3 separate regions of the Homo sapiens genome follow, and all the other regions are linked to region 3. Evidence: chromatin contacts called from ENCODE Hi-C or POLR2A ChIA-PET data. All regions are on one chromosome and are shown on one strand. The core of a region is the stretch at or near the end of the contact, and the rest is flanking DNA. Distances in the headings are between cores, read along the strand shown. Region 1 holds the start of USF3 (upstream transcription factor family member 3). Region 2 holds the start of SIDT1 (SID1 transmembrane family member 1). Region 3 overlaps C3orf52 (chromosome 3 open reading frame 52).

Evidence for each region. Hi-C counts contacts between places; a loop is a spot of excess contacts on that map. ChIA-PET counts read pairs that join two places held with the same protein, here RNA polymerase II (POLR2A). Pooled maps may share reads with other maps.
Region 1: a loop to region 3 is called in a map of naive thymus-derived CD4-positive, alpha-beta T cell, with 4 times the contacts of the local background. The contact joins the promoter of USF3 here to the enhancer-like site in region 3. A Hi-C loop is called at or near these places in 1 of 168 maps with a recorded cell type or tissue (naive thymus-derived CD4-positive, alpha-beta T cell) and 7 of 50 pooled maps. POLR2A ChIA-PET finds 5 or more read pairs at or near these places in 1 of 52 experiments (OCI-LY7).
Region 2: a map of naive thymus-derived CD4-positive, alpha-beta T cell shows a loop between it and region 3 (2.7-fold over the local background). The contact joins the promoter of SIDT1 here to the enhancer-like site in region 3. A Hi-C loop is called at or near these places in 1 of 168 maps with a recorded cell type or tissue (naive thymus-derived CD4-positive, alpha-beta T cell), 4 of 37 single-sample maps with no recorded cell type and 8 of 50 pooled maps. POLR2A ChIA-PET finds 5 or more read pairs at or near these places in 1 of 52 experiments (activated CD4-positive, alpha-beta T cell).

What each region holds. Positions count from the first base shown.
Region 1 is chr3:113,695,351-113,698,050 of GRCh38, reverse strand. It overlaps USF3 (upstream transcription factor family member 3), which reads left to right and starts at 1,409. Exons shown (of 7, transcript NM_001009899.4): 1 at 1,409-1,681. RefSeq lists silencers at 1,199-1,668, 1,689-2,078.
Region 2 is chr3:113,531,094-113,534,092 of GRCh38, reverse strand. SIDT1 (SID1 transmembrane family member 1) reads right to left here and starts at 1,538. Exons shown (of 25, transcript NM_017699.3): 1 at 850-1,538. The coding sequence starts at 1,071. RefSeq lists enhancers at 647-776, 1,247-1,576, 1,717-1,906, 1,927-2,146 and a silencer at 927-976.
Region 3 is chr3:112,116,866-112,119,565 of GRCh38, reverse strand. C3orf52 (chromosome 3 open reading frame 52) reads right to left here. Exons shown (of 6, transcript NM_024616.3): 6 at 1,356-2,700. Among named protein-coding and RNA genes, the nearest start is that of MIR567, 5.4 kb to the right of the region's middle. Within about 2 kb of position 1,250, at least 5 of the 41 ENCODE cell types and tissues checked have a DNase peak (open chromatin) inside an H3K27ac peak, as active enhancers do; they include OCI-LY7, where a contact is called at or near this core.

The DNA.
Region 1 (2,700 bases), core at 160-2,659, 1.6 Mb before region 3:
TCCTATGGCTGAGCATACCAATACTATACAATTTTATGGTGATGTTATTAGCATTGCTATTATGGCTCTGACTCGTAGAATCTTTCTTATCTGCAGTTTTGATTTGGATGTGCCAAGTCTGTTCAAAGGCTAATTAGAACTTCGTGTGCCTAGATGGATGAGTTAAAGAAAATTTCTAGCCTGTTTATTAGTACCACAGTTTATAAGCAACATTACAGGCCTTCCGTTTCATCATAGCTTTTCAATCTGCTGTACAAACATAAGACTCCGTTACTGTTAGCCTTTACCCTTTTGCTCAATGCGATGTCTGCTGCTTCTGTATACAGGCTCAAGTAATTCCCATTATGCCATGCCCTGTGTGCACCTTCTGGAAGTTAGCCCACGGACATCTAAGATCTGGGATATTTCCAAATCTGGTTGTGGAAGGGCTTGGAAATCTATAACCGCAACTAGGTGGAGGACACCTGTTTCAGCAGGAGGTTATAAAATATGAAGCGAAACTAGGAAGAGGGAGTTGTGATCACGGTTCCAAGGGCTCCACACAGATCCTGGAGTTAAGGGGCACTCAGGTCTCCATTTCGTGACCCCTGGCCCTACCTCTCCTAGATCCAGGTATTTAGTAACCCAGGCTTGAGATCTCAAACCCCATCCCCCAATGCCAAACTCCCTTGTCCCAGCTGGGAGGCCCCCAGGGCATTTCTGAACATGGCCATCTCCAATTCACAGAAATCTGTGTGTTGTTGCAAATAAAGGATGACAAGAGACCACAGCCTACGAATGCGAGCAGCGTCAAGTCAGCAACAATCTTCCAGTTATCGAGAAGTCGGAAACGTCTGATTCTTTCTTCTCCACATTTACTAAGACGTATCTTCTCACCTTCCTGCCCTCCACGTTAAGAGGGGCTAACTATTCCGAAAGACTTCCGTGCCCTCTTCCTTTTCAATTTTTCCACTTCCAAACTCCTACCGAAAGACGAAGAAAAGAGACCACAGAAGAAGATACAAAGAAGTTTCTTAAAACACCTTCTTTTCTAGGTTCTCAAGGCGTCCCCTTTAAGGAACCAGGCCCACCTCTTTCCCATTCACCTACTGGCTTTCCTTCCTGTCCGTCACTCTACCTTTAAGAATATTTCCTGTTTCTTCAACCCAACTTGCACACCTCCGCCCCCCGGCCCTCCTCATTGGGCCGCCCGATCCCCGTTCACTCCTTGGTTTCCTCTCCGCCTCCTCCCGCCCTCTAGCGTAGTGCAACGGCATTCTGTCTTCTTATTGGCTACCACGGCAGCGTTCCCGCAGCCTGATTGGCGGGTTGAGTGAAAGAGGCGGGAACGCGGCGCGCCCAGGGTAGGCTGTTCGCTTGCTGAGCTGCGGCCGCGGGAGGGGCGGGGAGGGGCGGGGGGAGGGGGGCTGGGAAAGTTGAGGCCGCGCTGCCGCCGGGTCTCCGGCCTTGAGGGCTCGGGCTCGCAGCGGCTGCGGTGGCCGCAAAAAGAGGCGGCGGGGGCGGGGGGAGAGGAGGGCCTGGGCCCGCGCTCCCCCAGCCCCGGAGGAGCAGGCGGTGGCCGCGGACGGAGAGATTCGCCCAGACGGTCAGACACTCCTGCCTTCCCCTCCTGGGATCATGACCCAGGCGGGGGTCGCCGCCGTCGCCGCCGCCACCGCGGCCGAGACCGCGCAGCCGGCGGGTAAGTGACTGCGGGAGGGGGCCGCTGACAGCCGGGGCGGGGGGCGGGGGCCAGGGCTGCGGGGGCGGCTCCGGAGGGCGGCCCCGGGCTCAGCTCCACCCACCCCCTTCCTGCTCCGGGAGGCCAGGGCTGCGCTAAGTGCGCCTCCTTCCTGGGGACCCTTGCGTGCGGCACCTGGTGGGGCGTCAGCGCCCGCGGCGAGCGCACCCCTCATCTCCCGCCCGCCCTGCGTCCCCGGCTGCCAGGCCCGTGGGGGGCTCGCACTGCGCCCCAGCTCCTAGATGCGCGCGGGGCGAGAGGGGCCCCACGCTGCCCTGGGTGCATAAAGAGCTGGGCAGCCAGGTTCACACCAGATGGCCTTTGCCCGCCTCCTTCACCTTTTCCTGTCTTCTTCATTCCCCTTCTTTCCTTGCCCTCTGAATTTCTTTCGTACCCGTTCGTCAGACTCATGTGGCTTGCTTTTTCCCTCTCACCCCTCTGTCGAAGTGTTAGGCTTGTGTTTTCTTTTTAGAAGCCGTTCTTTTGCTTTCTGAGTAGAAGCAGTGCAAGTGAATGACCAACTCTTGAAATCTACTTTCATGTATCCGGATGAAATATAAGATTCCTGGACTCTTGTTCATGTTTACAATTTTGATAGTTGAATTCACCCCACTCGTTCTTGAAGCTTGTCCTCCCAACCCTCCTCGTTACATTGGGATATGGTCCTTTGCGTTTATTAACTTTATCTGGAAATATGAGACTGCATAAACCAAAGTGCAGAATTTCAACTTCCGTTCTTGTAACATTTTTACCATCAAGTAGATACAGTAACCTAACACCACACAGATCAAGACAGTCGTGGCCAACTGTGTAGGCAAAGAAGACATTTCCTTACCTATAAACAACGTACAGATTTCTTGAATAAATCTTACGGTGAGTTACATGGATCCTGAAACATATTCCCAGGTTTGCTCTTTTGTAAAGAAAACCAAACAGACAAACCTGCCTTTTGAAGGATCAACAGGCTGTCCTACTCTCCA
Region 2 (2,999 bases), core at 289-2,788, 1.4 Mb before region 3:
TCTCTCTTTCTCTCTCTGTCTCCCTCTCTCTCCCCGCCCAGTGCTCCAGAGGTACCACACTAGAGGAAAGAAATGAACTATATGCATCTTCTTACGTTATATAATCGGAGTATATATGTCAAAGGGATAGTCACTGGAACATTTTTCCCTCCTTATCTTCCCTCAACTTTTGTCAAAAATAGGTCTAGAACTTTCACACAATTATCCATCCTTATTTAAAATCAAAACCTGGATTGATCAGCTGATGGCTGCAGTTCTCACGTCTTTGCCCAGGTCTTCTGGCGTCTCTGAAGCACAACGTGTGACAATGGCACAAAAACGCAGGAAGTGACTGTTGAATGCACAGAGGTTCTGCAGCTTCCGTCCATTTTCACACAATTTCCATTTTAGATTCTGAGCAGTTCTCCCTCCCCATGCGCTATGAAATAGAAGGGTCTGGCTGAATCAGCCACTTGAAATTAGGTTTCTTCCCTGCAGGGGATTAGGAACCGAGGTGCGGTTCTTCTTCGCACTCCACACCACACCCCGCAACCCTAGAAATCAGGACTTTCCTGGAGAAAGACCCAGCAGGGACCCAGGACCCGCAGACGGTGCGGGGAACTGGTGCCTCTGCAAAGCCCAGCAATGCCCTTGACCAGGCCAGGAGAGGCGCGAGGCGAAGCAGAGTTGTCCCCGAGGCGTGTTGAGGCAGCTAGGGCAGGGCAGCGATTGCTTCGGAGGAGAAAGGGAAAGAAAGTCCCCTGGTCCCCGAAGTCTCCCAAGGTCAATTCCCAGGGGACTCCAAAGCAGCGACGGGGCTCTGAGATCTGGCAAGTTCTAGGAGTCGAGCGAGGGGAGCGAGTGTCTTACCTGGTCGGGCTGGCTGGTGTAGTTGAAAGAGTAGATGTTCTCGGTGCTGAGGTTCACCACCCCGCTGTAGACATGATCGAAATCGGCGCCCCTGGCAGCGTCGAAGGGGTCGCGGCGCGGTGCCGGGGGCTGCCTGGGGGATTTCGCCGGGTGCCCGGGCGACGCCGCCAGCAGGAGCCAGGGCAGCGCGCAGAGCAGCGCGAGCCGCAGGCAGCCGCGCATGGTGGGCACCGCGCCCGGGCTCGAAAGCGGAGCCACCCTGGGGAGGGGGCGAGCGCAGAGAGGGTCCTTCCAAAGCCCGGTGCAGGGCCAGGCGTCCGCTTCAGAGCCGAGCGGGTGATGCCTGGCGAACCCAGCCGGCCAGGGCTGGCAGCGTGCTGACGAAGGGCCGATCAAATACTGATGCTGCCGCCTGGGGTCTCCACTGGAGGTCACGGGTGGAGAGTAGGGCGGACTGGAGAAGTGGAGATGTGGGGCTGCTGATTTTCCTCCGGCTTCTAAGTCCCCCGTTTCTCATCGCCGAGAATCCCCCCACTTACCCAGCCAGAATTTAGACCGATCTCTTCTCCCTCAACCTCAATAACAGCAATAATAAAAAGGCATTGGAGTCATTAAAAAGAAATACCCGCTAGTCTCGAAAAGTCAACCTGACGCCACATCGAGGAGGAAATTCGGTCTGTTTCAAATACGTGTGCACCCTGGCTGCAGGAGAAGAAATAGAAAGCAAAAGAGCCCGTCCCCCAAGAGGGTGCGCGAGTTCGCTTTCCCAGGCTGCTACCTGCAGAGAACTCTTGCCTGTCTGAACGATAATTACTCTCTATTCTCCCCTCTCTAATAGAACCTCTCCTCAGACACCTGTTTTATTTCTTTATTACCTCCTACTCTCCATGGAGAGTCTCACGTCATCACGTTCTCTCCCTCACCATATGTGTATGTATGTAAATATGTACAGTTAAAAAAAAAAAGATATGGTAAAGAGAACAATTTCCAGCACTGCCTGAAGTCTGGTCCCGGAAGTTGTCAAAAAACGACTCAGACTAACTAGATTTATGCAGAAGGCATTTCTTTCCACCCCAGCCTCTTACCTACTTTACCATTGCAATGACTTCTTCCAGATTCTGAGAGAAACCCCAGGATTGTTTTTTTAAAGGCAGAAACCACAGCCTATCGTAAAAAGGAAATACTTTTCTGATAAAAATTAGGGGATTAGATTTAAAGAGTTAAAGAGGCAGGTAAGGAGCAGGGTGAGAATGGGGCCATCAGAAGACCTTGCAGAACATTGAACAATCACAATTTACGTGTGGAAGAGAACTCACTGTTTTATTTCAGCTTCATTACTGTATACTATAAAAGAATGTAATTGTGTTCAACCTGAAGGACCATTTAAAAAGAAGTCATTAAGAAGGAAAAGATCTTTTTCAAAAATTTAAGATTACAGATTAAAATCCTAGTCCTTGCCATCTTTAAAGAGATAGATTTGTTTTTGTTTTTACCTTGTCTAATTCCTTTAATTTCTTAAAACATCAAGAATGAATGCAATACATTTGTTGTAAAGTTTTCTGTGAAATCAGAAAACAATGCTGATGGAAGATTAAGTTAGTAGACTCCTTATTAGGACAATTTTCAGTTTTAAAGTTTTGAATGTTCTTGGCCAGGTGCAGTGGCTCATGCCTGTAATCCCAGCACTTTGGGAGGCTGAAGTGGGAGGTGGGCTAGCTTGAGGCCATGTGTTCATGACAAGTCTGGGCAACATGATGAAACCCCATCTCTACAAAAAATACAAAAATAGCTGGGCGTGGTGGTGCATGCCTGTCGTCCTAGCTACTTGGGAGTTGAGTTGGGAGGACTGCTTGAGTCCGGGAGGTCGAGGCTGCAATGAGCCGTGAACACCCCACTGCACCCCAGCTTGGATGACAGAGCAGGACCCTATCTCAAAAGGAAGAAAGGAAGGAAGGAAGAAGGAAGGAAGAAAGGAAGGAAGGAAGGAAGGAAGGAAAGAAAGAAATTTCTTGAAAATATATGGGTATATGGGCAAAAATACTAATTCAAAGGAGAGTCTGGGGGTAAAACTTCAAATAGAACTCACTGTTTTTGAGGAGCATAACGAAATAATTTCATCCAGAATTTGAATGACTTTAAACTGTTGTATT
Region 3 (2,700 bases), core at 1-2,500:
TACCTCATCCTAAGAAGACACGAACATGTGTAAAGGAAGGCAAATCTTCTTATTCAAATCCCACCAGTGCTTCAGGATTCGGCTTCAGTCCTACTTCCTACAAAAAAACGTCCTCTGATTATACTGACCACTCTTTTCTCTGACCACCCGCAACCCTACTGTTTCTGTTTGTTTGTTTGTTTGTTTGTTTGTTATGGAGTTTCACTCTTGTCACCCAGGCTGGAGTGCAATGGCGTGATCTCAGCTCACTGCAACCTCTGCCTCCTAGGTTCAAGCGATTCTCTTGCCTCAGCCTCCTGAGTAGCTGGGATTACAGGCGCCTGCCACCACGCCTGGCTAATTTTTAGTAGAGATGGGGTTTCACCATGTTTGTCAGGCTGGTCTCGAGCTCCTAACCTCAGGTGATCTGCCTGCCTCGGCCTCCCAAAGTGCTGGGATTACAGGCTTGAGCCACCGCGCCCAGACTGCCTTTGTTTTTGACCCCTGGGTATTTTTTTCTGCTGTTTCCTGTTTCATCTGTACTGATCCTGACTCCTTAATAAGACTAACAGCTTCTTTTCTTATTGTTGTCTTCTCCACTAGTATCCCCATAGCCTTCCATAAAACACATCATTTTTTCAAATCTGTAGAACTAAATTAAATTGAAAGGCAAAAAAGAATCAGACACATGGCTGGAATTTTTGTTGGCAGAGGAACAGGAGCAGGTTCTGCTGATATGGCTGTTGCCATTCTATCCATATCTAAGTGACATCCAGAGAAGAGCAGTTTTCTTCTCAAATCCTTCAATTATTAAAACCTCACTATGTACCAGGCATTATGCTCATCATGATGTTGTGTGATGACCAGTAGATTTATCTCCTATAGCAGAACAGTGCATTTGTAAGGGCCGTTTTTTTTCAAACACCACCAAATATGTTAGTCACAAAGGTTAGTTTTTTCCCATACCATTTGGGCAGAAAAGTCAAATCTATGGAAAGTCCTCTCTATGACTTGCAAATGGTCAAAACCCAAGACAAGGTACTTGCATCTTGGTGCTTTCTGAACAAGAAGGGAAGAACAAAACCAAATCCTGCCTCCAGACATGAACAGGCTGTTCCTTCAAGTCCAAGCCCTTTCAGATACCAAGTCCTGCCAGAGAGGGCCTCAGAGAAAGAGGAGGGGATGGCCTCTGCCTGCTCTTGCTGGAACAGAGGGGAGAACCCAGGCCGCCCCAGCCAAACTTGGCTTGATCTTATTCACCCAGAAGAGGAAGCTGCCCTAAGGGAAATGAAAAAAATTATGCTCAACACCATTTACTGCAAAAAACAAACAAACAAAAACCCAGCCCAAAGCTCAGCCAATGGGAATGCAACAACACAGATGCAAAAATAATGTATTGTAAATGTTTTTAAATCATTCTCCATTAAAATTTTTCATTATTTTCTACAAAATACAAATACACTAAGGTTCACATTTAACATGCAGAAAATAAAGAGGAAGAAGAGAAATCCACTAGTTTCACTAGTTTAAGGAACAATCACTAAAATGAGACAATGATCTATAGTACATGTATCTTCTAGTTAAATAGGAAAGCAAATTCACATTATCCAGAGTCCTGGGTCATAAAGAACTCAAGTCAAATCTAGTCTGAGGCAGACACTCTGGCTCGTGCCCGCACACAGCTGCCCTTCACACTGACTTTAACCCAGGGCTCATTTAACTGAGAGGCGAGATCTCTCACAATACAGCACAAAACTCTTTCTCCTGGTAAATTTCTTTTCCCAACAAAACAATCAGTTCCCTCACAACAGGCAATTCTGTATCTGTAGACAACCAATACAGTTGCTAATATTCCTCCTACCCCCCAAATAGCTGGCAAAAGCTTCCAAGAGTTTATTTTCAAAGAAGAGTGGTTCTTCTTGTATCACAACCATCTGTAACAGGATACACAATCATTGCCTGAAGACACTGAGTCCCACAGGAAGGTTTGTAGCACTAGGCAACAAAAAGCCAATGCGTAATATCCAGAGCAGATATTAAACAGCCTTAATGATTCTCTAATGGAAGTTTATAAAAATATAAATGGAGTGACTATCCAAAGTGATAGTAGTGTGCTCAAAACTCACAGAGACCCATATTTCCAAAAAGGTGTTCAGGAATCACAGGAACAACGAGGAGCTGCAAAATAATGAAGAAACACATAGCTCCCGTCTGTAACTAGCTATATACATAGATTTCAAAGTAACCTTGGTGGTGTTCCTAAGGCTGGCTGGCTAAGATACTCAGGTACAGGTCATGGAAGTAGACACAGAACCACACTGCTGAGGTCTTCTAAAGTGCCTTCCTTTTCTTCACAGCCTGGCTTAGAGGTAGATCAAATCGAATGGTGGGGGGGAGGAGGATGACTTCAGTGAATAATTGGCTTAGTCTTCGTAACCTGGCTGCCTGCCTCTCCGTGCTCTACCAGCTCATGCTTACGCGATCCCACCTAAAAGAAGACAGTGCACCTCTGCACTAAAGAAAAAGTAGCCCAGGTGGGTGGAGTGCTTCAAGAATAGCAGTGCCATGATCACGCCACCGCACTCCAGCTAAGCGACAGAACGAGACCCTGTCTCAAAAAACAAAACGAAACAAAACAAAAACAAACAGAATACCAGTGACCTCCAACAGTGGGACATACCCGCTGACCCTATCGCCCCCACCCTAGCTGGCTTCCTGCCT